Linked DNA regions of Homo sapiens: region 2 is linked to region 1. A link is a loop called in an ENCODE intact Hi-C map of the cell type or tissue named here. Cell type or tissue: IMR-90. All regions are shown on one strand. Links, peaks and the distances in the headings refer to the core of each region. The heading gives the core; the rest is flanking DNA.

What was found. A loop is a pair of places that touch in the nucleus more often than their neighbours do. Peaks named below come from ENCODE experiments on the same cell type or tissue, not always from the same donor. Only the 100,000 strongest peaks of a DNase experiment are listed, where the experiment ranks them.
Region 2: it touches region 1 in a loop (12-fold over the local background); 11 of 110 quality-filtered maps call a loop at or near these places.

What each region holds. Positions count from the first base shown.
Region 1 is chr5:64,202,729-64,218,981 of GRCh38, reverse strand. It overlaps RNF180 (ring finger protein 180), which reads right to left. Exons shown (of 8, transcript NM_001113561.2): 3 at 6,822-6,917; 4 at 4,465-5,424; 5 at 1,586-1,621. Among named protein-coding and RNA genes, the nearest start is that of RNF180, 45 kb to the right of the region's middle. RefSeq lists an enhancer at 7,806-8,100. In IMR-90, for the core only: no CTCF peak of the experiment used is centred there; a DNase peak (open chromatin) is centred at 7,921.
Region 2 is chr5:63,391,290-63,407,542 of GRCh38, reverse strand. No RefSeq gene overlaps it. Among named protein-coding and RNA genes, the nearest start is that of HTR1A, 560 kb to the left of the region's middle. In IMR-90, for the core only: a CTCF peak has its summit at 5,894 (motif pointing left); no DNase peak of the experiment used is centred there.

The DNA.
Region 1 (16,253 bases), core at 6,820-9,319:
CATTTAGCAACAGCATTAAAAATAATAGGAATAAATCTGACAAGAAACGTCAAGAATGTATACTCTTAATAACACAAGATACAAAGTCAAAACAAAAATAGTGTTTTTAAACATTAGCAATATATAATTGTGAGTCAAAAAAATTTTAAATAACAATAACTCCTCTCAAAAGAAAAAATACTTGGTATAAATCTAAATAAACATGCACAGGTTCTGAATGCTGGAAACTGCAAAATGCTGATGAAAGAAATCAAAGACTTAAAAAGAAAGACATACCATGTTCACGTATTACGAGAGTCAACATAGTAAAGATTTCAATTCTCCCCAAGTTTATCTATAGCTTCAATATAATTCCAATCAAAATCCCAACATGATGTTTTATAAATATAAACAGACTGATTTTAAGTTTTATATGGAAAGTCAAAAAATTAAAATAGCTAAACCATTTTGAAAAAGAATAACAAAGTCACAGGAAAAAAGGGGTACTAACAAAAGCACAGACATAAATATGAACTGTACAGAACAGAGTCCAGAAATATACCCACACATTTTCAGACAACTTATTTTTGACAAAGCTGCAAATGCATTTCAATGAAGGAAGGACATTGTTTTCAACAACTGGTGCTGAAACAACTGAGGATCTCTATGTAAAATAATATACCCCTTAAGTCTCACAACTTATTACAAATTAATTTTAAATGAATCCTAATTCTCAATTTTATGTAAAACTTAAAACTATAAAACTTTTTGAAGAAACCATAGGAGAAAATCTTCATAACCTAGTACGAGGCAGAGTTCTTAGATACAACACCAAAAGCATAATCTATTAAAACGTTTTTTGAGAAATAGGACGTCATAAAAATTAAACAGGTTGGCTCTACAGGAAAAAAATTAAGAGAATAAAAAGAAAAGCTATAGACTGAGAGAAAATATTTACAAATCACATATCAAATGAAACACTTGTATCCCAAATATATAAAGAACCCTTAAAAGAAAGAAAATAACCCAATTAAAAAGTGAGTAAAAGATTGTTTTTGTATTTTTTGAGACAGGCTGGAGTGCGGTGGTGTAATCATAGCTCACTGTAGCCTTGGACTCCTGGGCTCAAGCAATCTTCTGACCTCAGCCTCCAAGTAGCTAGGACTACAGGCACACACCACCACGCTCAGCTAATTTTTTTTTAATTTTTTTTTTTGTAGAGATAAGGTTTTGCTATGTTGCCCAGGCTGGTCTTGAACTCCTGAACTCAAGCAATCCTCCTGCCTTGGCCTCTCAAAAGTGCTGGGATTATAGACATAAGCTGCCACACCAGCCCAAAAGATTTGAAGACACTTAACTAAAGAATATATACAAATGTAAAATAAGCACATATGTTCAGCATCCTTAAGGAAAAGCAAATTAAAGTCATGATGTGATACAACTGTCTATGTATTTGAATGACTAAAATTTTAAAACACTGAGAATACCAGTGCTTGCTTTCAAGGACGCACAGAAAATGGAAGTCTTTGCTGCTTGGAATGCAAAATGGTACAGCCATTCTGGAAAACAATTTGACAATTTCTCATATAAGTAAATATATACTTACCATATGATCCAGCAATCCCACTCCTGAGTATTTACCCTAGAGAAATAAAAAATTAGGTTCACACAAAAATAAGCACATGAATGTCTGTAAAAGTTCTATTCATAATTTGCAAAACCTAAAACAATCCACTTGTCCTTCAGCAGCTGAATGGATAAACTGTGGATCATTCATACAATGGAATACTACTGAGCAATAAAAAAGAACAAACTATAAATATATGCAAACAACTTGCATGAATCTATAGGCAATTTTACTGAGTAAAAGAGGCCAGTCTCAAGGTTGTATACTATAGGATTCTATATTTTAACAGTATATTAATATTTTACAACATTATCAAAAAGACAAAACTAAAATAATGGAGAACACATCAGTGGTTTTCAGGGATTAGGGACGGGATGAGCATGTGATTATAAAGGTATATAGCACAAGAGAGTTTTGAGAGTGATCAAAATGTTCTGTATGTCCATTGTGTTGGTCATTATATAAACCTTTACATGTGTGTAAGTCATAAAGCTGTATGTAGAGAATAATTTTATTGCATGATAATTTAAAAAATAAAAATGAAAAACAAAAGGACTATGCTGGATAAAAAAGAGGTTTGCTGGTTAAATGTGGCTCAGTGCTACGTCTTTCCCCAAAGTAGATGCTCAATTAACTTTTGCTAAACAAAAACCCTGAAAACTGGCTGTAATGTCTGCTTTAATATCAATCTCATTTACATCCCTAAGATTCAAATATTTAAATAACTTTCTGTACTGTCATTAATACTTTCTGTCATGGCATAGATTACTGAAAGATGTCTAGCTTACAAACATTTATTAAAAACTTCAAGTGAAAGTTGGAAATCCAGATATATCAACCAATTATTTTAAATTTTTAAAAAACTATCATTAATAATAGTAACTTTTACTTTACATATTGTATGTTTATCCTCATTTTAAAAAGGGCAAGATTGATCTGTACTGAAGTCATTACTCAAAGACACAGTATCACAAACAAGCTTTAGTAAGTGTTTACATAATCTTTATTAAATATGGAATGAACTGCACAGCTATGCCATTAATTTATCTCAGATATTTACTCTTTCTAGGATTTGTCTTTTTGCTTGAATTAGCAAAACAGACTTAAAAATTGTAATTATTCTGGTTCTAACTGCGATGTATACTTATATCACTAACACAAAATTTCTGTGCTGCCATACACTTTAAAATTTACTGTGCTAAATAAACACTGGGTATTTGTTTGCCTGTAGCTTCTGTGCTACCAATCAAACTCTGTAGGATCCTGCCATGTCACTCCCTACACTGACCTGTGACAACAGGTCTAAGACTCATTAATTCTGATCAATTAAGCTATATCATATGTATGTGAATGAATACAAATAACTTCATCTATACAAAAAAAAAACACATTAACTTTGTACTTGCTTTGCTCTAAACTGTGTATAAGAGTATTCCTATGATGGAAAATGATCAATCATGTAGCTGAGGTTTTCAAAACTACCTAGCCTAAGAATTAAACACATTTTTAAATTGCAGATGTTATCTGCATATATTTACAGTACAAAGTATAATTTTCATACTTCTTTTTCATTTCTATTTGCTACAGATTTTAGAGCCCTCCACATTACATTAATCATTTTGAAAATATTCTTTCTGAATATTCACTTAACATATGATCACTTCCAATTTACCTATGTATAGCTCGAGTCTCAATGAAAATTTTGAATTTTACAGTTTAAGTTAAACTATGAAGTATGTTATAATGATGCTAAAACACATTCATTTTTTACATTCTGTAATATATACTTTGATGTCACATTATACTATCACTTGTAAACAAACCAAACTGAAATGCGTTTTAGCAACCAAAAATATAATAAAAAATTACCTATAGAAATAATTATACTATGTAACTGAAAGATGACAAAAACACTCAATCTGAAGCATTCAATGCAGTAGTTTTATTTCATTGAGTCAAAACTAGAATAAGCCATAATGAGTTCACTTAACTATTTTTAAAAGAAAAAACTAATATATCAAGTTGCAGCTTTCTGTATTTTAGTTCTGTTTACAACACACTGATTAATAAGGACACTATTATGAATAAGTAGATAATAAAGTCAATTTGCAAAAAAAAAAGTTTATTCAGAAACATATTGGTTCGAACTTTCAAATGTTCATGAGCATCTCATCCATTGGCTTTAATTGCTTTCTTTCCACAGCACCTAACATTTACTGTTCAGTTCCTTCGCACATCCTACTCTGGAGCATATTACTATGGGTACTGAAGTAGATCAAATCATAGAGAAGCATAGTCTCCTACGAAATTACAATAAGGGTAAATTACCCTTTAGATAATTTTCACAATTTAGCACAGTTAATCATAACTAGATCGTGTGAGCCCATGATTAAGGCTTCTTGAAATACCCACTTAAGCTATTATAAATGTGATGAAAAGTGAATGACTTTGTCACCTGATTGAATTTACTGAAACATTTTTTCAACCCAAAATTTAAAAAAAACATTTTTTCAACCCAAAATAAAACCGCTGCAAAACAATCCTAATATGTCATACATTTAAAATATAGTAAAAAACAATCCAGTGTTAATTAGAGATTAATATCCCTCTAAAATATTAGAATTGCGAAAAATTGCACAAAAGAGGTTTTTTCTAAACATGCATGAAGCATAGAGACTGGGTTATACATGCCAATTATAATATGGCTGCATGATTACTGAGTGCACTCAGAGAGAAATAGCATTTCCAGAATTACTAAAACCAAGTTTTTATTATACAGATGTTGAAAGTTAGCTCCACTCCCCAAACTCCAGTATTTATAATACAGATTTTTAGTAAACTCTTTTGAAAAATATTACCTGCTTCTGTAGCCATCTTTCACGCCTTCGTTGTTTCCTTCTTAGATTCTTCAACTTGCTCCTTTCTCTCTTATTAAGCCTCTGATTAATGCTGCCCAATGAAAAATTGGCTGAGTGCAGGAAGTCCAGAGGGGAGAGGTGCTCTTCCTGGTCTGAGGCCTCCGGCATGCTCCTGCCAGCTGAGGGCAGGTCCATCAGGAAAGTCAGATTGTTAGTATTAGTATGGTCAGAATACACTGAAGCAGCTTCTAGACCACACTGAAATTCTCCTCCTCTTTGTGTCTGGGTCTCATGGGGGGCCACTGAAAATCTTTGCAGCAGCATACTAGGATCAAAACTGGATGGATTCTGAAAGGAATAGCTATTTTTACTAGATTGTAAAGGCAAGCCTGAAAGGTCAATAGGCTGTGTTTCATTTAGTCTGGAATAGGCAGTAGTCTTACTATGTATTTCATATAAAGTGGGTAATAAAGTCAGTTTCTCACTGATGTTCAGATCCAAACTATGTGATTTTCTATGAAAAGCTCTTGTAGCGCATCTGCCAGTCACAAGCTGGGGAACAAAAAGCTGGTATTTTGGTTCTGATGCTTTGGACAGCAGTTTTTCGTTCTTCATCTCAAAATATGTTGGTCGCACCTCCAGGCAGAGTGCTTCTGTTAATCTTCCAGGGTCATTATTATTTCGGGCCATGTTTAAAAGCCTGTGATTTCTGTTTTCAGAGCCACCACCTGTCAGCAGAGCTTCCTTGTCACAACCTGACTGAACTCTAGGATGTGACAAGTATTTCACTGATGGTCTCATTAGTCTGCCTGCCTGTGTTGGCTGATAATCAGTCCGGCTCTTGGAGAGATGTACAGCTGCAAGCTGGCCACAGGAACATTTTGGAGTGCTGACAAAATTAAAGCCCCCTAAACGGGCCCCACAGAAAGGACAATTCAGTTTTCCAACTGTCCACTGGGCCTACAGGTAATAAAGAAGAATAAAGACAGTGCTTTCATTATAAAGTAACTGAAGAGAAATTTTTTTTTCTTTAAAGCCAGCCACATGAAAGTTTTCTATGCCACAGAAAAGGCTAGCTTTCTGTTTTCTGATTAGTAGACTGAACAGCAAATAAAACAAGCCTTCCAAGAAATAAAGATAAGCAGCGCCAAAGTTCTAGAATGATAACATATTGCAAATCATGCCCATCCAAACAATATTCCTAAGAATTCTAAATGAGAGTCTCTTGAACAATAGGTTGAATATGGATACAGTGTGAACTAAAGAAAAATATGCTATGGAACCAGGAAGCAAATCAGTGGACAGAGCTTAATTTGCAAGTAAAATCTCACAGAAAAGTATCTGTTTTGATACACTTCTTGCATACCAAGCACTGTGGGAGGGAACGTTACCCAACCAACAGAATAAAGCTCTTCCTGGCTTTTTACATACAACCAAAATATACTGATTGCATACATCAGACAGTGCATTTTCTATGCTTAGATTGGAAATTAATAATGAACTGTCTTAAAATTATCTTTCCAACTGAGATAGTGAAATATCTGCAGTGTCCTAATATATTTTGTTAAGTTCAGGACACTTATAAACAGTGCACTGGCATTCTCCTAGAAAACTGTTACAGTGTGAAAAGGGATATCTATCAAATGTTATTTTTTAACAAATAATTAAGCTGCTCAGTGGAGAAATGTAATTATATATTTCCAAAGTCCTACTACTTATAATTTTCTAAGACAGGAGTTTTGAATTGTGAAAAATAACTACACATACCAGGTCAGTTCTTGCTCTTATAATATTTCATTAAGGATCCTTTAAAGTGTAGAATTTTCATTTTGATTATACCAATGAGGGTCATTAATTATCCTATTTATTTTGTATGCTTGTGCATTTATGTATATATGTATACATATGAATAACACATACAGAATATTCCATTTATTCAACAGGACTTATTCTTGGTGCTGGGAAATACAAATGAACAAAATATAAAAGTCCCTGACTTCATGGTGCTTATATTCTAGGGTGGGAGCTAGGCAATTAACAAGTTAAATAAGCTATATGTGTATTTAGGTAAATATGTATATGTGTGTGTATAATAATATATATGTCATATATATGCTTCTGTATATTTAAAAGTAACATATATTATGTGTGTGTGTGCATGTGTGTGTGTGTGCGTAAAACACAGGTAGGTATATAAAGCGGAGAAAGGAGAAAAGAAGTGTGAAGAGAGGTAATGGGAGTGAGGAGCAGTAAGAGGTTGGCCAAGGAATGCATCTAAGAAAAATAGCTCTAAAAGGAGGACAAAAACATTCTGAAGGTTGTATATTCTTAATTTTACTCAGAAACTAAGAACTTACTTTTTGGATTAGGCAGCTTATCCATTCTGGAAGGGCTTCTACATTCATGTGCCACACATGACAAATATTTTGAGCATCAACTGAATCATCTTTATCCTGTTAAATAAAAATAAATGATATTACTAATTACCAGTTCAGAATTTATTTCACAGGTTTCATATTTAAGTAAAACTCAAAAATACAAATTCTATTTTAGCTAGAAGGCAAATATACACTGCCTTCCCTTCCTAACTCCCATAATAAAAAAACAAGCCCACAAAAAAAGATTTTTTAAAAATTTCTTCAGGGAATAACGACCTGTGATTTAAGACAAAGCCCTTCCATCTCATTGAGGTCATCAAATGAAATTTACAATTTAGCAGTTAGTTACTGAATGAACACATCTAGTGTCTTTTTCTGCATGTGAGACAAAATAGTGTCTTTCATGGCAACTTTCTCCAGCCCCAAATCTCTATTCTATCTGAATTCTATTAATGACAGAATAAAGTTGCTCTATTCTCTATCAAGATGCTGGATGGATGTGCAGAAAGATGGAGGAACAGAATGATGGGATTCAGGACACACTACCCCAAAACAGGCCTCCTTGGCATACTGAAAAACAGCGGATGCAGGAAGGTCTCACTAACCTTCCCCCTGCCCTTTTCGCCTGAAGCAGGTCAATAACCTAGGAAGGATTTTCTGACCTCCCATAAAGTATGTCATAAGACTCTTACATGAGAGATGCTAAAACTGTCCTTATAAACTTTATAAATTAGCCAAGGAAGAAGAGGGGGACAAACAAAAATAAACCAAGCTTGCAGCACATTGAGCATTAATCCCCAGGTCTGCTTGCTGTCTGACCTGCTTCCTCATGGCTGTTTGCTGCCTATTGCCCCAAATCCCATAGATCCTAGATTATAGTTTCCCTTAACTGCTCTATAGGTAACAACTTGAACATTATGAAACTCAAAGTTTTCCCTTTGAGATATTCCTCTAGTTTTCCCTTTGAGATATTCCTCTAGGTCCTGCATACCAATGAAACTATTAACACCAGCTGGTCTGAAAAACCCCATTGATGCCAGCTGCTCTGAAAGAAGGATACCACCAGAAGCTGACTCACCAAAGAATGTAGTTTCCACATCCTGATGACTTCATCCCTCATTCCCCAACCAATCAGCCACCCCAATTTTCCAGCTCCTCACTCTCCATGGTTTCCTTAAAACTCCCAGCCCAGAACTCCTCAGGAAGATGAAGGATTTGAGGGTCTCTTCCCATCTCCTCACTGGACACCTTGCAATCATGACATTCTTTCTCTGCTGCAAATCCTGCTATCTCAGTGTATTGATCTGTTACTACACGGGCATATGAAACTGTTAGTCCTATAACAGTGCCATCCCCTATACCAGGAGAAAGGTATCTTCAAAACTGCATTTGAAATTGGCCCTCTGAATAAGTTTACCAATTCATCTAATAAACAGGGCAGGAAGAGGTGTACTTCAGTGCAAGTCTGTATATGGATAAGCATATGACAGACTAATAGGTCTTTTGAAAGGTAAATCTTCAATTTTAGCAAGAGAAGAGAAACTTTAAGTCACATTCTATCTCCACTGTTCACCAGCAAGCAAACTGCATGAAAACAAACACCCTAGAATTATTTTTCATAAACCCACAACATAATACAAATATAAACAGATGTTATCAGATTTTCCCCCTCAAAAGAGAAATTCTAGCACATTCAATCATTGATAATCCTAGGGTTCCAAACTTTAATTATTCTAAGACATCTGTGGATGCCAATTTCTACAGAGAGTTTGAGAGAGAGTATCAACACTCTGGTAAGTCCAAGGTTCTCTTTTGACTAGCACTGAAGGAAAGAGCCTGCATCAAGATCATGAACTCTGTGAAGAGCCACCTTAGAAGAGTATTTCACAAAATGTGGTCCCTAGATCACTAGCATTAGACATAAGTTGGGTTACTTACTAAAAATTTATACTCCTGGGACACACCTAAGAGTGTCTATAAATAAATCCCTACTTATGATCTTCATACACGCTAAACTTAAGAACCCAGAGACATCTTTTTTTAGTGTTTGATTTTGTGTGCTTCTGTCATCTGCCTTTTCTAAGTTCTAATAGTGATTAATTTACAATAACAGTTCAGTCATGACTAGCTTTTCTCTCCAACTCATACACAAAATTTTTAAAGAAACTTGGGAAACCTATTGGAAGTGACTCAATAAAACTAAACAGTATAGCTTTATCTATTTTGCCCCAGAAACAAAATAAAGGTATGGATACAGTTTTTGAAAAAGTAGAATTAATTTTGTGAAACATCCATACTCACACACACTAGCTCTTTTCATTAGGAGCTGACAATTATGAAGATTAGCATAACTCTAATGAATTCTTTAAAACAATCTTACAGAGAATACAAACTAGAATTGACAAATGAAGTAATCTTTTCATTATCAGATCCAGAATTTTGTTCTGACTTTTCAGGATTATGTCTACATACAGAGGAAGGAAAGAAGGGTGGCAGTGACAGAGAGAGGGAGGAAATTTCTACACTGGTAGAATAATAGATTATCAATGTCAAAGTAAGTTAATGGCACTCAGCCTATCAATATTTATTTAGTGATTACTAAACACAGTGTTGACCACACAAAGCATGTAGAGACATACTTATTAATATGCCAGGGACTGTGTTGCATAAAGGTACATCTATTATTTGTATTAATGTATTAATATTTCACTGTCCTACTTCTTATTTTACTATGTACATTTCATTATTTCATTTAATCATATAAATTGATCATTTTTTAATCACATAGCATTGATCATAACACGAAAAAACCACTACCCACTATAAATTTTGGAAATGCTTTATGAATACTCCTATGAGAATAAACACTGGAGTCACAGTTGTAGGTAGAAGAAAGTTTTACAATGTACTTATTCTTTTTATTTTCACTAAATAACAAATATTTATATTGTGCTCACTATGCACAGGCACCGTTTTAAGAGTTTTTACTGTCTTACAGATAAGAACACTGAAACAAGCGATCCCAAGCTTCCACATTGCCTCTTATGCCATATAAAATACTATAGTTTTTAGGGCAATAAACTTTCTTATATCTCTAGCCTGTGTATGCTTTAAGGTATGATACTGCTATTCTTCTCTAACGCTTATAAAACTAAAACTGAAGCATATCTTATTTTTAAATTAACTAAAATAAATTTATGTAGGGAGAGGTATGTTTAGAAAAAATTCCACAGCTGATTCTCCTTTTGTACCCCTCAACCCAACCTCCTTCATTTGAGAAAAAATAATATAAAACAGCATATATTTTTTTCTTTTAAATAGCTAAAATTTAAAGTATACCTTCATCTCCTCACAACCAAAAAGAGAGGAATAGCAATTCATACAGGTAGGAAAGCATAAAAAGCTGGGTTGAATTTATAGCATTGTTTCGTTTTCTGAAAACTTTACACATGGACCAGGGTAAACACAGACACCTCAACTATAAATGAAACTGCCAACTACTTTCACCTGTATTTACCAACACAGTCTTAGAAAAAATACATTTTTATTTGTAATATTTATTTCCAATATAATTCTACAAGTAAAGAGGATGTATCAACTATTAAGTTTTAAGTCAGTTAATTTTTTAAAATCACACAAATATATAAATGATAAAACAAGTTTTGATGGACATATTTTAAGATGAGTGATGAAACTGGAGGCAACCCAATTTTAGGAATTTAAAGCCATCAAAGTATTAGCACAACAAGTTATCTCCTCGGGAAAAATTTGACTGAAAATTAGAACTGTTTTACCAGGATTGTAAAAAAATTACTAAACAGATTTTCTTTCTGTCTCAAATCTCCCACACGGAGGAAGGAGGAAGGAAAAGGAGGAGAAAGTAATAGCAATTTCATGTAATAATGTCAGAAAAATGTTGACAACATTATGTTTGTAAATGAAATAATTTGTTCAAGCAGCAGAGGGAGCCAATGTATTATTTTAATTTTTTCTTTAAGTGTTGGGAATATTCTCAGTTTCTATAACAGAAAAATATCACTTAATTTTAAAATTACAAATTTGATGCCTTATTTTTTATCATTATGTGATCTTTAATATTTTTAATTAAGTGTAACAAGTTACATGTAAAAAGTTGATAATATTATTACATAATATTTTGGAAGATGTTTAACCCTTTGCATTTCCAAAGTAAGCAATAACATTCCTTCAGCTAATTCTTTAAATGTGAGCCAACTATATTATTTGACTACCGCAGCTAACACCACAGGGAAAAGACTATGTAACAAAAATGTCATTTAAATTAACATTATTAATTGTCTAAAGTGTCACAAATGTAAAGGAACCACAATTCTATTGGACTGCCTAGTTTGTCTATTTGTACTTTGAGAAGGTACTTTAAGGGTAAAAACTTTTTATAATCAAAAGGTCACAATGAATTGAAAAAAATGAAAGCCTCACTTAAAAAACAAACAGGCTCCCTGCCTCAATTCTTGGTACCTTTCTAATTCACTCTTCACACTATTACCAAAATAATCTTAAAATTCAAAAGTCATGTTACTTCCTCCCACTGACTTGCCAGCTCCTACGATAAAGATCAAAGTCTTTGACTTACAAGACCATACATGATTTGAACAACACCCAACTTTCTACTCTCAGATCTTGCCAAACTCCCTCTTCATCTCTGAACTCCAATAGTGGCAATCTATTTTAGTTCCGGAGATCCACCACAGGGCCTTTGAACACGCTGGTCCTGAATCTTGGAATGTTCTCCCACCTGTACTGTCCTCACTTATCCATCATATCTCTACACAGGTCACTTCCTCAGAAAAGCCTTACAGCTAGGTCCAGCATTCTATCTATATCCTACTCTTATGGCTTCCTATACTTTTCCTTTTTGCCACTTAAACAGCTAATAATTTATATCTATATGAGTAATCAATATTTAATATTTACATAACTGGTCAATATTATAAATATTAAATTATTTCACTATTAAGTTATAAATATCAAACTTTTAATATGATTATAATATAATTAGAATACATTTATAATTGTTATAATATTAATAGAAGATTAAATGATAAATCCTGAAAACTTCATAAGGACATACCATTTCTCTTCTGCTCATCTTTGAGTTTCCAGTTCCTATTACAGGACGTGTGTGGTCTTAGTCTGCTTGGGATGCCATCACAAAATACCAGAGACTGAATGACTTAAACAATAGCAACTTATTTTCTCTCAGTTCTAGAGGCTGAAGGTTTGAGATCAGGGTGCCAGCATGTTCTGGCTCTGGCGAGGGCTCTCTTTCTAGCCTGCAGGTGGCTGCTTACTCACTGTGTCCTCACAGGATCTCTTTCTCTTTTCTTCCTTTTATAGAGCCACAGTCCTATTGGATTAAGGCCCCATCTTTATGCTCTCATTTAACCTTCATTAACTCCTAAAGACCCTATCTCCAGATATAGTCACACTGCACCTTTAAAATATGCACTTGGAGGGCATACAATTCAGTCCATAGCATAGCATGTGCTAAGACTAGTATGGAACAAATATACGGTATCACTAAGAAGAGCGAACACAAAGTATTAAAAATGTAATAAGCATAAAAATATTTATTTCAGTATTACAGCCATTGAAGGAAAAATACCACCAGAATAATAAAGCCAGAGAGAAAATAAGCAAATTATCTAACCAAAAAACATGAGGGAGGAGGTATATACTCTAATAATCAATTCAACATTCATCAGTCCTATTCATGTCAGCCACTGCATTGGCAATGGTGTTATACAGATGAAATACTTCATAGCCTGGTGATGGAAGAAGTCATAACCTAATAATTAAAGTGTTTTATTGTAAGTGTTTGACCATCCCTCAGCTCCCAATTATCTGAACCCAGTAGAATTTGGTAACTGCCCCTAAAAGTCTCATAACTACAATGAATGTTGACCAACGATTTCTTTTAAAACCAATGGACACTTTTAACTCTCATTTAGGGTCTTTACATATGGATATATAGTTTGTATGCTAACTGCACAAATCCAGGGCAAACCTTTCACAAACTAGCTCCCTCTAGAATTGTGCAGTATACAATCTGCACACTGAAGGAAATGTCTGATCTTCTAGATCTCATTTAACATTTAACACGAATCATCAACACTTTTTTTTTCCTAGAGAATGTTCGTCCCTTGACTTCCATAATATTGTATCCTAATTTTCGGTTCTATTTTTTCACTCTTTTTCTTCTCCTTTGTGGAGCTTCTCTTTTTCTGTCTATCCTGTAAGTGTTCCTATATGATAGTAACTACTGCTCTCTCCTATTTTCGGTTCTATTTTTTTCACTCTTTTTTTTTCTCCTTTGTGAGAGCTTCTCTTTTTCTGTCTATCCTATAAATGTTCCTGTATGATAGGAACTACTTAACTCTCACTCCATTCATACACTGCATGGTAATCTCATCTACTCTCACAGCTTCACCTAAAACTTATATGCTGATGATCCACAGTTTTAGTTCAGATCTCTCTTCTGAATCCCACATCCATAGAACCGAGCAGCCTCCTAAAATATTTGAATATTCTACAGGCCACATAAACTTCACATGTCCAAAACCATAACAAAACTAACTAAAACTAAGGACGCCACTCCCTAACACAGATTGCACAAATGGAGACCATTTCTGTTATTTTATTTCTACATCTTTAGGGTCTTTGTTGCTGTTATTTTGTTTTTGGTTTTTGCCCACATTTCATCTATCTCAGGTCTGGATGCAAGGTCGAAGTCCCCCTTTCTCCTTGTGGACGTTGTAGATTGTCTGAAAACTCCATTCTAAATTGCCTTTCTCATGTCTTACAGCATGCCAGTGGCTGGATAACTAAAGCTCAAATATCCCAGTTTCCCTTACAATTCAAATTCCACACCAAGCTAACTTTGACAAACCTGATACACCCACACAACATTACAAAAGCAGAACTGATGGCTGCATTTGTACTGTTTCTTGTGGCAAATTTGGTTTTGGAGGTACATGATTATTCTGCAGCAAACATCACAGCAATTCTAGTGTCCAGTTCCTAGCTTTGGGAGGGCTGAGACAAAGAATGTGAGACTTCCATTTCCTGGCAATGGTCAGGGCTAAAGAAGGCAATTGGTCCTGGAGTCAACAGCTATTGATGTTGTTTCCCCAGTTTCCTTATTCTCTATGTTGTTCTGAGAGCCATTTCATGTCTGCATGCGGAAGACAGGAGATACAGCCCAGGGCACCCTCAGGATGGAAAGAACCTAAGGAGAAACTCCCTACATAAAGCTGATTATAACCTCAGTATGAGGGTAAATGAGAAACCTGTTTCTCAGAGGGCACACAAGGAAACTTGCCTAACTTTGGTATTCAGTAGAAGGAGAGGAAAAAACATTTCCCCTCACAATATAGATTTTCTTAAACAGTACAACACATAAAGGACAGAACTAATACATTCATCAAATTATGAATTTCTTTTCAACAAAGACACCACAAGAATGAAATATAAGTTACATAAACTGGGAAAAAAATAGTTGCAATACAATAACCAAAAAAAGGTTGGTATTTAGAACACAGAATCTCCAAGTATCAAAAACAAAACATCCTAATAGAAAAATAGGCAAGAAAAAAAGACATTTTGCAGAAAACACAATTGACCTCTGAGAATGAGATGTTAAATGTTGGTGAAGACGTGAAATTACAGCAATGCTGAACTATTGTTGGTGAGACTGTCATTTGAAAACAGCATTGCCCAGTAAAGTTGAACATGCACATACCCTATGATGCTGGAACTCCATTTCTAGTAATACTAATGCCAATGTGTGCAAAGATATGCATAAGAAAGTTCACAGTAGCACTGATTATAAGAGCAAGACAAATAGATGTAACCCAAATGACTATCAACAAAGACTTTAGAGATCTTTCAACAAGAATTTCAACAAGACTTTAGAGATCCTAAGGACCAGAGTATATTCTGGAATACTATCCAGAAGTGAAAATGAACTAAATCTACACTCGACATGGTGATACTGAGTAAAAACAGCAATTTCCAGAATAATCACAGTGTAATTTCATTTACAGAAAGTTCATAAACACTTATTATATATATGGCTTATTTTTAACTGTACAGTTACTTTAATAGGTGATAAATTTAGCAACCTTTCAGCACAGTACTGATAAAATTACTTTGGGGTTCTAATAATTTCTTTTGCAGTTTCCTTTAAAGGATCCTTTCATGTTCATTTTTAATATTTTGATAATGTATACAGATTTATAAAATATAAAATATGTTTTATAAAGGGAATTTAAAGAAAAGAAAATACCAATATGCCCACTACCAAGATTAAGCAATTTAACATTAACATTACTTTAGAAGCCCCCCTCAGAGTCACTGCTTCATATTACTCCTTCTGCTAAGACTTAACCATGATATTGAATTATCCCTTCATTTTAAAATAATTTGTGTGTATTTTATATATATTTAGTACATAATTTTTATGTATTTTCAATTACAGATGCAATTTTATATAAATGAATATATTTTTACTTTATAAGGTATTTTCAATGGTTTACATCTTTTATTATGTTTATACATTTTATTTTACATATAAATCTACAGAGACAGAAATAAGATTGGTATGTTGCCTGGGGATGGGAGCAGGACAAATAGGCCTGAGGAAACTTTATGGGGTAATGAAAATAGCTCAAAATTGCAATGTAGTGGTGGTTACACAACTAAAAATCATTAAGTTATTATCTAACAATGGGTGAATTTTATGGTCTACAAATTATACTTTAAAATCTGTAAGACACAAACATATATATGTTCACATATTATCTTTTCTGCAAAGTCTCCTGTGACCAGCCCAGGCAGAATTTTGTTTGCATTCCTCTGTTAGAGTACTCCTCAGATCAGGCTACACTGGTTGGCCTATTTTCAACAAGACTTTAGAGATCCTAAGGACCAGAGTATATTTTTTCAACTCTGTATCACTCTTCCACTATCCATCCCAATACATCCTACAGCAGTGCTAGAATTGTTCTAGGTCATTAAATATGTTTTAATGAATGAGTAAGTGGGAGTTCTCCAGGTAAATAAAAGGATCAGCCACTCCAGTGAGAAGAAGTGACATCATATGATATCCTGAAGGAAGAGCAAAGGCAGCAGAGAGTGTGGAGGTTATGAGCACTGGCTCTGGAGCCTCATTGCCCAGTCCAATTGCAGCTGCACTTCTTAGTAGCAGTGTGAACTTGGGAAAATTACCTAATCTTCTGTGCCTCAGTTTCCTTATCTAGCAAATGGAGATGATAGGTTATCTTCCTCAAAGAGTTACTGTAAGGAATGAATAATATTTTTAAAGCATTTAAAACAGTTCCTAACCAGCAAGTACATAAAAAAGTACGCTAC
Region 2 (16,253 bases), core at 4,541-7,040, 810 kb after region 1:
TGTAGCTCTTCTGAATTTCTATGTTAATTTTAGAATTTGTTTATTAATCTCTGTAGAAACAACATGGTACTCTTTTGTTTAAGATTGATTTGAACGTAGACATATCAGTTTGGGAAGATTGACAAAATAACAATGTTGAGTCTTCTAATTCATAAACATAGTTTATCTCTCACTTTATTTCTTCTTTAATTTCACTTAGAAATCTTTCCATAGTTTTCAGCATATAGGTCCTGAAAGTTTTTAATCAAACTTATCCCTAATTATTTCATATTTGATACATTTATAAATTATGTTTTTTCTCATTTCAATTTGTAAATTTTTCATTGCTAGTACATAGAAATACAATTGATTTTTTGTATATTGACTTTTCATCTTGCAAACATTCTAAATTCACTTATTAGGTCTACAGCTTTTTGTATAACTTACCTGGATTTTCTACATAGACTATTACATCATCTCTGATAGTTTTACATCTCTCTTGTAATTCTGTATGTATTTTATTTCTCTTTTTCTTTCTTCCTCTCTCTCTTTCTCCTCCCCTCCCACCCCACCCCCTCTCTTTCTTCCTTTGTTGTTTTTGTCTTATTGCACTGGGTAATGTCTCTAGTACAATCTAGTAAATTAGAAGTGGTAACAGCAGTTATTCTTGTTTCTTCCCTAATATTAGGGAGGAAAGCATTGTCTTTCACCATTAAAAGTGGTGTTGATTGTATGCTTTTTATAGATATCCTTTATCTGATTGAGCAAGTTCACTTTTATTTCTAGTCCCTTGAGAGTTTTTATCATAAACAGATATTAGACTTTGTCACTTGTTTTTTCATTTTTTCTGAATCTGTTATGAGGGTCATATGATTTTTCATGTTTAATCTGTGAATACAGTGAAATACATTAAATTGTATATGTTAAGTCAAATTTCCCTTACTGGGATAAATCCCACTTGGTCAGAAAATATTCTTTTTATACATTGCAAGATGAGACTTGCTAAAATTTTGAGATTTTTGCATGTTAGTTAATGAGCAGACGAAGCTCTGTAGTTTTCTTTTCTTCTGATTTTCTTTTTTTTAATCAGGGCAATATTGGTCTCATACAATTAGTGAGGAAGTATACCCTTGTCTCCTACTTTCTGAAAAGGTTTGTGTGGAAGTAATATTTTTTCTCTTCCTAAAATATTTTGTTAACTTCGCCAGTGAATATTTTTGTACCTAGAGTTTCCTTTGTAGGAATATTCTCAAATACATGTGTTCTATTACTTTAATAGATATAGGAATATTTAGGTTTAATAGTTTGTGTTTCAAGGAATTTGTTTCATTTAAGTTGTTAGTTTTTATTGGCAAGAGTTATTCATAAAATCCCTCATTATCAATTTAATGCCTGTAAAGTATGTTGTGATTACCCTCTTTCATTTTTAATATTGATAATTTTTTCCTAATTCATATTTACAGATTATTCTAAAAATCTAGCTTTCGGTTTATTGATTTTATCTATTGTTTTTCTGTTTTCTATTGCACGTTTTCTGTTCTTTCAGTGGAATTTGCTGTTCTTTTATAGATAACTCTTATATGCTTTATGTTTAATCTATGCTTCTTTTTCTTGGTTCTTAAATTAGAAGTTTAGGTCATTTCTTTTAAGCTTTGCTAATTAATTGAAGAATTCTGCAACATTTTCTCTAAACATTCCTTTAGCTACCCTACCATAAAATTTGATATGTTGTGTTTTCATTTTATTTCAGTTCAAAATGCTGTGTCATTCCCTTTTGATTCTTTTTTTTTGTGATCCATCGGTTTTTAAGATGTTTTATTTAATTTTAAAATATTTTAGATTTCCCATTCTTTTTAGTTAATGATTTCTAATTCATATTATTTTCATTGTGGTCAAAGAATATACTTTGTCATAATTGAATTAGTTTATGCAAACTCATTTTTTGACAAAGTATGGTCTATCTTGCTACACGTTCTATGGGTACTTGAAAGTAATGTGTACATCATTGGTACTTATTTGGTTGAGCGTTCTAGGTCATTTTGGTTGATAGTGCTTGAAAGTGCTGTATCATTGTCCTGTCAGTTATTTAGAGAGAGGTATTGAAATCTGTCTCTGTAATGGTGATTTGTCTGTTTCTGTGTTCAGTTCTTTCAGGTTTTGCTTCATGTATTTTGAAGCACTGTTATTAGCAGCATAAATGTTTAGAACCATTATGTCCTGATCAACTGATACCTTTATCATTATCAAATTATCTTCTTTATCCCTGGTAATATTCTTTACCGGTATAATTTGTCTGGTATAAAATAATTAATTCTATTGTTCTTTGATTGTTAGCTTGGTATATTCATTTCCATTATTTACTTTTAATTTGTTTCTTTCTTTATTTTTAAAATGTATTTCTTGAAGAAGGACATAATTGGATCCTACTTTTACATCCAATTTGAAAACCTATGTCTTTTAATCAGGGAATGTTGAAAACCATTTAATTTGATTAATGATATGATTAGGTTAAATCAACCATATTGCTATTTGTTTTCCATTTTCACACTTTATTCTTTTTTTTTCCTTCTTTCTGCCTTATTTTAAATTAATTAATTTAAAAATTTTGTTTTACATTCTTGACTGGCTAATTAGCTTTAACTCTTCGTTTTGTGTTTTACTGTTTGCTTTAGTGTTTATAACATGCATGTTTAATATGTCACTGTCTAGCTTAAAGTAATGTCTCACTTCACATATAATGTAAAATCTTATTAGTGTATACTCTTTATTTCCTTTTCCCAGTCTTTGTGCTGTTGTTATCATCCATTTTGCTTCTACACACCTATATGATAAATTCAGTTATTTTTATTTTTAAAAATCAATTATCTTTCAAAGAAACTTATAAATAGGAAAATTATATTTTATTTTCACATGCATACTTACTTTATCTGTTGATCTTCATTCCTTGAATAGATTGAGATTTTTATCTTCCTGAAGAACTTCCTTTAACATTTCTTTGCAGTGCTGGTGGTGAATTTTGTTAGCCTTTGTATTGCCTTTTTTTTTTCATTTTCCTTGAAAGATATTTTTGTAGAATATGGAATTCTAGTTTGATAGGTCCTTTTTTTTTCTTCCTTTACTTAAAAAAGTACTGCCACAGTAATCCTGACTTGTATTCTTATCTTCATTTTCCTATACATAATGTATCTTTTTCCTGTGGCTGTTTTTAAGATTTTTTTTCTTATCACTGGTTTTAAGCAATGTGATTATGATGTCCCTTGCAGTTTTTTTCATGTTTCTTAAGGTTGGGGTTTGTAAGCTTCTTGAATCTGTGGTTTATAGTTCTCATCAATTTGAAAACAAAAAAAAAAAACTGAAGTCATTATTTTTCATGTATTTCTCTGCCCTCTTCCTCTGCTTTGGGGATTCTATGATTTGAATGTATTTTAGGTCATTTGATATTTCACAGCTCACTGATACTGTTCATTTTTTTCACTCATTTTTCTCTCTTGAGTTCATCCAGGATAGTTTAATTGATATATCTTCAAGTTCACTAATGTATTCTTCTTCCATTTCTAACCTCTTGGCAATGCCATGCAATGCCTTTTTCCTCTTTGACATTGTATTTTTCATCTTCAAAAGTCCAGTAATCTTCCATGCCTCTCCTTAACATGTTTGTGCTTATCTGTCATCTTGAGTATATATAGAGTATATCAAAACTGTTTTTCTTTTTTTAATAATTATATCATTTTTGGCATTTCATTATTTTTTCCTCTTAATTAAGAATCTTATTTTCCTACTTCATTGAATATCTGCTCATTTCTTTATTAGATGCTAGGTATTTTGAAATTTATTTTGTTAGGTCCTACATATTCCATCTCAGTGAAATATACTTAGAATTTATTCTGAGACACAATTACATCATTTGAAAACAGTTTGATCACTTCAATTCCTGCTTTTTGCTTTGTTAGGTGGATCCAGAGTAGCCACTAGTCCAGAAAATAGAAATTCCAGCACATTAGTCCAGAGCTAATTTTTCCTCTTTAAGAGAAATATTTCTTAGCACTCTTTTTGATGCCTTGTATATTAACAAGATTATTTTTTTCATTTGAATTAGTGAAAACACAAACTATTCCTGGCTCTGAGTGAGCTGTAGGGATTGTTCTGATTATTCCTTTCTGGTGATTTTTTTTCCCCTACCTTCAGATAATTCCCTTACGTGAATGTGCTGACCAGCATTCAGCTGAAGACTTTACAGGAGCCATCTGCAGACATTTGGATGTCTGTGCATTTCTCTTCTCTCCAGTAACCTGCCCTGCAAATTCTAACCACTTTGACTTCTCAGAATGTTCAACTCTGTCCCTTCAACTTAAGCAGATAGCCAGTTGAGCTGTGATATTTGAGTTGTGCTATGGCCTGGAAATTCTCCGAGCAGTATGCACAGCAATCTTAAAGCTCATTTCATTAGTTCTTCTCTCCTAGGTGTTACTGTCTGCACTGATTGTTCTCTGATACTTGAAACATCATTATTTTCATATATTTTTCTGACGGTTCAGTTGTTTAACATGAGAAGCCAAATCTGTGCTCTGTTATTCTATCATGGCTGGAAATAGAAATTCCAGTGCATTATTATTCAAGATAATTATCTTAAATACATATCTTAATATGTATTCATAATAATGATGTTTTAATTTTACAAATTAATTAAATATTACAATTTTTATCAGGCTTTCATAATTTTTGCCAAATTCAAATATTATTTATAATTAATCTTTTCATCTATACATTCTAAAAAATTTTAATAGACATGGCCTATGTCCTTGAAAATATTCTGAGTTTGGGTAATACAGAAGTGAAAAAACATATGCAGTCTCTGATCTTATGGAACTTATATAGTAGCTATAAGATATAGATAGTAATTATATATGCAAACACAGAAATATAATAATATAATGATATATACAACAAAGTAATAGAAGAGTGCATAAAGTCAGAAGTGGTATTGAGGTGGGTGCCATATTAGCCAGGATGATGAGTGAAAGCCTCTGTGATGAGGTGATATTTAAATAAGGTGATAGTTCACCTAAGAACTAAAAGGGTGTGGGGTGAGCTTTGTTAATAACTTAGGAAAGCATGTCCAGGAAAAAAGAACAGCACATCAAAAAGGGTGCTTTTGTAAAACAAACAAATATATATGTATATAATTATATACATAATTATATAAATTATATATTATATATAGAGAGAGAGTGAAATGGAGTTAACAATTTTCAGAATAAAATAAAATGGTACTGGAGAGGTAGGCAGATACTAAATTGCAGAGCCTTGTAGGTTGTGATTTATGCTTTCAGGAAAGCGATCTAACTAACATATGGAATGGATTCTAGTGGTAAAAATGGAAGCAAATGCAGATGCAGTAGTCCAGATGAGCAACAATGTTGGCTTAGCCTTGATGATAAATAGATTTAAAAAATACCTTGGAGGCATCAGCAATCAGATTTGTAGATAAAGTCTACATGTAGGGAAGAGAAGGGTGATTTGAGGTAAAGAGATGAATCAAGGAAGAGTTGAAGATTTCCGCGTCTTTGATTTGAAAGATTGGGTACATGGCATAACTTTTTACTGAAATGGGGAAAGTAAGAGAAGCAGGTGTAGAAGAAAAGTAATAAATGTTCTATTTTCAGTGTGTTAAATTTCCAAGTGGAAATGTCACGTAGGTTGTTGAATGTATGTTTGGACCTCAGGGAAATGCCAAGACTGAAAATTAAAAAAAAAACTATTCATTTGGCATTGTATAATTTCATTTGCTTTTACCTGGTGACATTGTTCTCTTTGAGAAATATTTGGCCTGCTTCACTCAGGACCCCAATTATTCACCTTTCAGAGGCCTAATGTTATCTTCGTTCTTCCAGGCTACAGTTAAACACAGGCGGGGCTGGAGTGCCCTCTGGTGGATAAACTGACAAGGTTTGGGACACTGGAGTATGGACAAGCTAAAATAGGAATTAGGGACTTCCCACACAGGTGATAGAAGAGACAACCATAAGAGCATAACTACATGAATTGTGTTAGCTGTTAAGAAGATAAATCGAGTAGCTGAGTACTAGTATAAAAGGGAGAATGTGTGTTGTGTAATCGAACTGCTATTCACTTCTAGCCTGATTTTATGTATAGAATGCAGTCCCAGTTTTGAGAAATAGGATTTTTTAAAGCAAAATCAGAAATCTATACCATTATTTAAAGTTTTTGATTTGTAACTATTAGCTGCTATTCAGATTGAAAATACTATATAGGGTAAAATTATGCAATAAAAGATGTGTGTAGATAAGACTGGTGGATTGTAGTTATGTCAGTATCGTGGTGGTCATTCTCTACAATTGCTTTGCAAGATGTGATTATTGGAGGAAACTAGATAAAGAGTCCATTGGATCTCTCTGTTGTATTTCCTACAACTGAATATGAATCTATAATTAGCCCAAAATGAAGAGTTTAATTTTTAAAACTAATTTTTCCATGGGTCAAATTCAGCCCAGGGACCATTAGTTTGCAACTTTTATCTCAAGGAGAGAAGACATATACAGTGGTGCAGTTTAAAAATGGGACCCCTAAAATTCTATAGAAAACAATGAAGTATTTGTTTGTCGGCATAACAACCAAATCTTAGGCACATCTATAACGAGTAAATGGAGCTCCTGCCCTTTGCCCTCAAACACTACAGGAAGAATGGTCAAGATGGCAAAATATGGGCAATTATTTGGGGAAGCCAGAGGGGTTGTAATACCAAATTCCAAGAAAGTAAATACTGCTCTCTGGTTCTTACCTGCCAATATTTGAAGTGATGCCTTATGTCAGAGGAAAGTTAGTAATCCAGAAGGCATGAATGTACCACCCTCTTTTTGGATGAGTTACTTATTTGACTAGTTAACAAAATGGAAGAGCATGGTTTAAATGGATTACCAGTTTATAGATGAGACAATTGAGAGGTAGACCTTTCAGAGCTTGAGAAAACATACAGACATACATTTATTTTATTGTAATTTACTCATAAAGAGGTGTTGCCTCTGTATTTACTTTAGAGAATACACACGGTCCCCGACTTACAATGGTTTGACTTAAGTTTTTTTTAACCTAACGATGGTACAAAAGCAATACACATTCAGGAGAAATTGTACTTCACATTTTGAACTTTGATATTTTCTTGGGCTAACCATATGTGGTACAATATTCTTTCCGGATCCTGGGCAGTGGCAGTGAGCCACAGCTCCCAGGCAGCCACATAATCACAAGGGTAAACACCAGTACTCCACAGTGTACTGTGTTGCCAGATGATTTGTCTTACTGTAGATAAGGTAAGTGTCCTGAGCATGTTGAATGTGGGCTGGGCTATGCTAGGATGTTTGGAGGGTTAGGTGTATTAAGTGCATTTTCAACTGACAGTATTTGAAACCTTCAATGGGCTTATTGAGTTTGTCAGGATGTAGCCCCTTTGTAAGTCAAGGGGCATCTGTACATGATACGGTTTTTTTTTTTTTTTAATGGGCCTAGTTTCTTATTATAGTATTGCAATCAACTTCAAAAGACATCAAATGTTTTACAGGAATTGCATTTCTTGATCCAAGAAATTTATCCTGTTGCTCATTACATAAGTTCTGTGCTACACATTGCTCAGACAGCTTATACTCTTTACCCCATTCCTAAGATCAGTAATTACGCCCACCTAGTTGATTAGTGAAGAAGGAAAGGAGAGGATGGAAGGAAGAACAATTTGCAGAGGAGTCAGCAAGAGGTCTTGGTAATGGAAGCTAATGAACTGGAAAACTTTATTTGAAATTGTCATCCTCAATAGCACACCTTCCAACCCAGCATCATCACCATAGATATTGGGGTTGGAGTTTGATAATTAGTCACAGTCTTTTTTCTACCCCATGATTTGACATAGGCCAATGGAAAAGTAGACATTTGTAACAGACATATGGAAACCAAATATCAGCATTACCACTTATAAGGCTAAATTAGAAATTAGACTACAGACCATATACTTTCTTCCAAGTCTAGCTATTGGAATTATCTGTTGGATGGCAAATGTGGGTCTACAGAGTTGAAGCAAGAAACTAGAAATGTTCATCCAGTTATGATCCAGTGGTAGAGAGAAGAAGATAATGGGGGAGGGGGAAGGTAGAAAGGGGAAGAGAGAGAAAGACACCTCCATTCCAGGACATAAAAGCAAGACAACCCAAAGTAAAACTGTAAATAGATAACATCTGTCTTAGAATAACCTCACTTAAAAAATATTTTAAATTATTCTATATACGTTAATCCAGAATTGTGCTTGGCTTTGAAATACAATCGTAAACAAGAAATAGTTCTTGTAGTATGGAAAAAATTCCATAGTCTAGAAGAAGAGCTATAAATAGACAAGGTCAAGATATACTTATCTGAAATGACTATATAAATTATGTCATTATGACATAATAACATGCATAATAATGTAGCATGAAAGTAAATATATTAAATGTTGAAATAAACATAATTATGTTCTTTAATAAATATGTACTTACATATACTGGTATATGTAGTTCAAAATAGGTCTCAAAAGTATTGAATTTAAAAAACAATAATATGATTTTTAGTTGGCCAGATGTGTTTTGTTGTACTTCTTTATTTTTTATTTATTTATTTATTTATTTATTTATTGAGATGAAGTCTTGCTCTATCGCCCAGACCACTCTCTAGGAGAGCCCTGACTGGGAAAGAAGTTAAATCTGCATGTGTCAGTCAAGTAAGAGGAGGCCATAAAACAAAAACACATGACATAACAGAAAGTATATTATTCTCAGATCCATGAGAGTAGAGAGATGCCTCTGGGAGCCAATGAGAGGTCACAGGGCAATGTGTTCAAACAGCAGGTGGGGAGCAAGAGAGACAGAGAGAGATAGACCTATAGCCTGAGGCTTTACTGGGATCCAGGACATTACCCCAGCAAGTTTCCCACATGGAGTTCTAATTGGTGGATGCAGAGCAAGCGGGTGTGAGTCACATGTGGTGACTGGGACAGGGAATGCTCCCTGTAGCATACCTGCATACTGAGTGGAGAGTGGAGTCAGTGAGGTGAGTCAAGGAGGTTATCTCTGCATATCCCATGGGGAGTTGGACACTAGGAGGTGGTTACTTAAGGCAGATATCTGGATGGACCACACTTAGAATCAGAAAGAGCTAGAGAAATGAAAACTGTGTCAAGAGTTACTAAGCCCTTCTTCTGGTATGCGAAGTTAAACCTAGGTTCAGAATAGATGCTGAGACACCATAAAACTATAAGAATTGACAACATCTGCATTCTATGGAGGAGGAGACTGGCTTCTTTCTTTGAAGTAGATTCTTCCTTTATTCTGATAGGGGAAATTTTGTTGATCTCTTTTACCCATTAAAGAGAGGTAAAAAAAAAAAATGGCAGTTTACAAGCTAAATCAAAATGTCAATATTCTGTTCACAACAGTGTGAAGACTGTTGTCTCTGAACATGTAATCCAGGTATTCACAGTTCCCAGCACTCCATATTGTCATACACTTGTTGCTTGACATATCATTTTGTTTATCTATCTCAGCAGACAATTGAGCTTTGCCTATGTTACTGTTAATGCCTCTCTCCAGTCTTGGGGAGGCCCTGAGAAAGTGACAGAATCCAAGTACAGGCCCTTCAGTCTTCGAGTATGTGCTCTATTTAGTAATAAAAATGAATATATAGTTAGAACAAATCTTCCCCTACTAGTTTAATTTTTTGTTCCTAAATCTAGATTTCTATCATTTTTCTTAGGTTATTGAGTATTCATAGGTCTAAACAGTTGTTTACATTCAAACCCTGTCTTTTCAATTGTGAGTTTGAGGAGGCTTCTATCAGAGAGAGACCCAGTCTACCCATTTTACTTTCATTTTTTTTTTGTTATTTATCTTCAGAAATTTCTCTTTTTAAAAGGAAAATCTCCTTCCCCACTGTCCGTATCCCTTTTTTTAAAGCCTATTTTTCCTTCAGTGGCAAAATCTAGTCCTAAAATGTTGTTTAAACTTAAGCATATGAATTGTTATCATCATTTTTTTTTTTGGCAACAAACATATAAGTTTAAACTCCCATCCTGAACCATAAGTCACTGGTAACTAAAGCTAATAAAGCCACAGTCTAAATTATAAATCTGGGAAATATTGATACCTACCTACATTTTACATAATTTTCTCCTGGCAAATCTCCATCTAAAGTAGCATGGGGGTCACTACTTGTCACTTGTATAGTTGGGTTATTTACTTTCTAAGTGGCTTAGAGACCACAAATGTAAAATATCCCATGGAATGAATTGTGTTTCACAAGAGAGGCTGCCATTTTTGAGTTCCTCTGACTTTTGATTATGGATTGCATGTCCTCAGGCTGTGAGCTGAAAAAACAGACTTCAGTGATGTGATAAAATGAGACCAATGATCATTCCAGCTAAAAGAATAAAACTCTAAATCAGCAGCAGCCAAGCTGGGTGTTTTTAGTAGAAAGACCCCTCTGCTATCATTAATTTATTAAGATGTCTAACACAATCAGGCCCCCAAAAAATTATTTTCCCCATTAAACTGCAAACTACAAAGTCCATCCTCTACTTCTTTCCCTTGTGTGGAGATTGAGTATGTCCTCAACAAAGGTTACCCAAGTAAGTACATTAAAAAGAGAAAAATGGGAGAAATAAAATCTGTGTGGTATATAGTAATTTTTCTCCTTTCTTATCTTTCATCTTTGTAACTTTGTGAATCTTTCTATAGTAGAGATTTTTTAAGTAAAGCAACAATTTTATATGTTAAGTAAACATTTTAGTTGCTAAATATAATTTAGTTATTTGTTGGTTTAATAATCAATAGAAGTACTTACTATGAGTCAGGGATATCAGGGAATAAAATAAATAAAAATTACTATCCTTGTGAAGTTTAAATTCCAGAGGAAGGAATAATAAACAACAAACATAATATATAAAACGTTTTTATTGTTTATTAAAATATATTAAGTATGCTGAAAAAAACAGTGATGAAGGAAACTAGCTTGAAATTTTAAATATGGTGTCCATGGAAGGCTTTGTGGAAAACAGGCTATAGGCACAAAAACTTAAGGAGATTGAGCAAGTTAGCAAAGTGGACATTTGAAGGAAGTTACTCCAAGCAAAGGTAACAGCTACTACAAATACGAGGATGCCTGATATCAGTGGAGTAGTAGGGAGAATAGGTCTTAGCATCCTCATTTTTGGCTGTCTTACTGAACATTAGCAAGTACACCAAGAATGTGAAGCGAGTAAGTGATGTAACCAGAACTCACAGTTGGGCTGCCATGTTCCGTTCTTCTTTTGCTCTTTTTGTTAATTAGACAATGCCCTAATAGATTCCTTTGGCTCACCTATATTCTACCTTCCTGAATGAAGAAAAGACAAAGCAAACAAAATCACATCAATTTATTTATCTCTATTAGCAATTCAGGAGAGAAAATTGGGAGCAGAAGAAATAGTTACAGAAATTGTGATACAGATACAACTGTAGAGCTCAGGAGGTTGGTTCAATCTTCCAAGTCTAATTGGAGACAACCCTTCTAATCCAAATCTGACACCGGAGCCAGGTACTATATTTGCTGTATCCCACTAGATGACACCATTACAATGTCAGTTTCTCACCAGAAAAATATTATCTATCCTGGTACTAAAGATTACATAAAGACTTGGAGGTAATAATTTACCATTGAAGGCATGTTACTTGGTCAGCACTGTGCTGTGTTCAAGGACAAAAGTGAACATTAGTGATTATTAAAAGATTGAGGCTCACAAGTATGTATAAACTCCAACTTCAGCATAGAAGTCCTACCACATGATTGGGAGTGTTATTACAGTGAGGCCAGTGGAGAAAGGTCCTCTCTGACCAGGTCAAAATTTGTTAAAAACCCAAAGAGTACTGACTTACATTCTTAGTTTATGGAACAACTTTTAATGTTAGACAAGAAGAGGGTCTTCAATGACATATTTCATCTAGTACCCGCTCTTTCCTTTGAACTTAACAAAAAAATTCCTTCAAAGTCTGTGCCAGAACACTATATGGGTGGCATTGAACTCCAAACTACTTCTCTAACAACATTCAACCTCCCCTCTAACCCCCAAGATGAAGCAGACATCCTCTCTTTATATGGTAAACCTTATCTGATACATACCCAATTAGGCTAATAAGTAGACTGTCTCTGTGCTCAGTCCTGAAGATCAGCTTTACCTCTAAACTATCTGAGCATTATTCTTCCCTTAACCATGTATAAATACAACTGCTAGTATCTATGTAAGTCCATCCGAATTTTCAGTGATTCATTCCCACTCTTATACCCTAGGTATCAATATTAAGTAATGTTTTGCTAGAAAGAATTTATAGTTGGATGCACATTGAAACCACATGCTAATGTAACCCTCTTAAGAGTGAAACATTTTACCTTCTTTTTATCCTCCTTTTTCCTCTTTGCTGATGGAAGAACAGAGAAAAGCTTAAAAGGAAAACCTTTTAAGCTTCTTCTCAGTTGTCTTTTATCTGCATCTCTTTTCATTGGCTATCTTTCTTTCCTCTAGCTTGAGATTATTACATTTTTAAGAGAGAGAGTGTGTATTTGGAACTGGTTCCATGCAATTTACCATTAGAGTTGGAGTTTATGAGAAAGAAAATAGAGTGAAGGGAAATATTCTTTTTTTAGAATTTCCATCTGATACAGGAAAAAATGAAGAACAAATTCTATTTCTCCATGTTTGTAAATATGAAGAAATATTTCTGAAATTACTCTGTGATATTTCTTTGGGAACGGGAATTTTACTTTTATATACTCAATATAATCACCAATATTTCTTCAAAGTATCATATCATATATGCAGGAGTCTGAAAATTCTCAGTCCACCTACCACCTTCACATTGTTTTCAAAGCGGTTTTTAGATTGCTTTTAAACAATACAGTTCTTAATGTTCATAGCCACCTTTTCCAAATGCATTCAGAAACCGAGTTCAGGAACACTTAATTATGCCATTGGAAGTTTTATCTTGGCCAAACGTTAGTATGCAAATTTGAAAGGATACCCCCCCTCAGCAGAGAGTTTAATTTTGAAGCTGTGAAGTAATATTCTAACTTCTGTTTTATTCCTGTTGTGTTCCCAAATCACTATGACTACAGAAATGTGTGAATCTTAGTTCTAATAAATTCAGAGAATAGATATTTGAGCCTTTAAGTCCTTGGGGAACAATAGTGAATGCATTAACTGCTGCTACAACAAGTAATTATATCCACACAATTCCATTTCTTTTGGTCTGGCATCAAAAGCTGCTGAGAGGCAAATGTCAATAGAGGAAAACTGCTTTCTGGAGTGGTAGATCTATTATTTACACGGTGATGGTTAGTCAGTGTCAAAAAGAGTTCTTGCAAACTAACAAATGCTTTAACTGAAAGAGACTGTTGTGCCTGTTTAATAACTTGATATTAATGACATTGAATCCTCTTGAGTTTTTGTTTTTAAAAGTAGACAATGATAGATTTTGAAAGATATCAAGAATAGAGCAAAATCCTGAGTAATGAGAAGGACAATCTGACTTTTCCATCAACACATTAAAACTATATCATGTGAATTTACAAAGCAAATTATCCACCTCTTGGTTTCTTAGTGTTGTTACTTAAATACTGGTAAGGCAGAGACCAGGATGACTTTCAGAATCTTATGCAATGTTAGTGGGCTCATGTTCTACGGATGTTGCTATCATAGAAATAGTTTATATTTAACTTAACCTTAAAGCAACATGTGTATTTTGTTATCATGATTTCTGCTGTTTTGGATTTTGCATTTGCTGTTCCCTCTGCCTGGAACACAAGTCTCTCAGGCCTTTGCATGGATGGCTCCTTCTCAACATTCAAATCTTTGCTTGAATGATACTTTTTTAGAGAAGCACACCTCACCCCAACATAAGGTATACATTCCACTAACTTGCTTTACTTTATGCTTTATATCTGTCTGTATTTAAATTATCAGTGATATTCGGTTACCCGATTATTGCTTATTTTCTCCCATTATTTCCCCTATTATCAGTTTTATTCACTGTTATATCCCTACAACTCATTCAGTGATTGCTCAACAGTGGTGTTGAATGAAAGGAAAAACAAAAGAAACCAAACATGCCAATATGTGTTCAAATCCAGTGATCTTTGGGATACAGTTGTTTAACACTTAGCTTACAGAAAATGGCACAGGAAGAATATGTTCAAAAGCTTTCTGTTTTATGTGAGACACTGACTCTTTAAAGTGGCTCATAATGATTCTCCCAAATATAACATTTTAGAATGAATTATCTATCTTATATAAGTTTCCGTTTGTTCAGAAATGGCCAAATTACCAAGTGACTTTGCAACTATTGACTGGTTTTTGGTTAGGATGTTTTTAAAGAACCCCTCGAGGCTCAGCATATAAATGAGAGCCTTTTTTGACTTGTGCATAAATTCAGGCTTGAGCTGGAGAAACTCAGGTCTGAAGGACTGTATGTGGAAAACAATGACCACAGAAATTACAGGTTTGTCTGAAACCCTCTGAAGCTGAAAGTTTTAAACAGATAATAAAATATTTAAAAAGAAAATAAAGCCTTTCTAAAAGAACTATTATTGGGCAGCTCTTTCATCTGGGAGATGAGAGTTTTCTCATTTATGAGCAGTTTATACTTTTGTGGTTTTGTGTTGTTTTTTTTTTTTTCATTGAAGTCAGTGACTTGAGAAGTTACAAGGGAATTGTCCCTCTTTTCTGACAAATAGGAAGGCCTGAACGAAGGTAGAAATGTCAGAATTGTCATCCCAGAATTCTTAATTATTCATTAATCTTCTTGGATTCTATATTACTAAACAAGTATGTGTACAAACAGAATTACACCCATAACTTTAGCCCCTTACTTGGACAATCTGGGAACTCATTAAGGAAGCACAGCCAAATTGAATTATTTCTTCCTCAAAGACAATGCAGTAGTTATGCTGAAGACATGCTGACTTTCTGTAGTGCAGGATTAGTGACAGTGCCAATGTAACACATTAATCATCAACTTATGGCACCAATTCCAGGTACTTCTAGCATTTGTTACTATACTGTTTTTTGAGCAACTTCCAAAGAATATTATAATCACAAAATGAATACCATGTTTCAGATTGCTCTCATGAATAAAACTGGTTCTTTCCTAAGCTAAATGCACTCCTGAGATAGATAGGTACATCCAAAGCCACAGTGATCTTTTCCTGGATCCTCCATCTTTTCCATGCTTGAAACTGCCATTTGATATTTCAAGATAATTCATTTGGCAAGAAGCTGATAAAGGATTAAAATGGATAAAGCAGGAGGCTTTTGGCCTCTAAAAAGTAAAAGCAGGATTCTCAGTTCTCGCCTGGCATTTTCAGCAATGCTAGGAATAACTGGCAACAATGCAACACAGTACCTTATTACATTATTGCTATTATTCTTTTAGCTTTGTAAAAAGGTAATCATTTTGGTTGCTGCAATTACAGAGAACATTCTTATTTCACTGCGTCGTGTTGAACTGAGATTTCTGCTCCATTGCGAGCTGATAGGAGTGTGGTATTTACATTTTCTTCTTTAAATAATAGTGCAAAGAAGTTAGTTATCAGACTGTGACTGATACTTCACAGTACAGGGCATAGGTGATTATTTTGGGGTCTATGATTGGAATTCCAAACAGTAGGATCCATGCACAGGACATGGCACCTACCAAATCACTTGTCTGTTTGCCCTAAATTACTAGAATTGTATCATCTTTATAAGTGTTTTTGCCTTAGTACACATTATCTACATTTTTGGCATATTGAATTGAAAGCATTTCCATTTTAGTTTGTGATTATAAGATGAACTCTTGAAAAATGTACCCAGGGATTATATAATATTAATATAATTCTCTTTTAGTGTAAGAACTGACATGCATTCATTTTAATAATAGTAGCAATACTTCAAGAAACTTTCATACAAGGAAAAGAGATTCGCTTTAAAAACTCATCAAAGTAAGACAAATTCATGTCAAGTGAGTGTTTTTTCCCAATTATAATTGATTTTTATTAAAAAGTAATTATTTTTCCCTGATATTTTAAATGTTTTATTTTTCAGTAGAATAAGCTAACTTTACATATAATAAGAACAAATTAAATTTTTAAGTTTTAGACGCATATTTGGGAAAACCTCAGCAAACTCTGAATCTAGATTGGTGATTGCTTACAGTAGATATATCCCATAATTA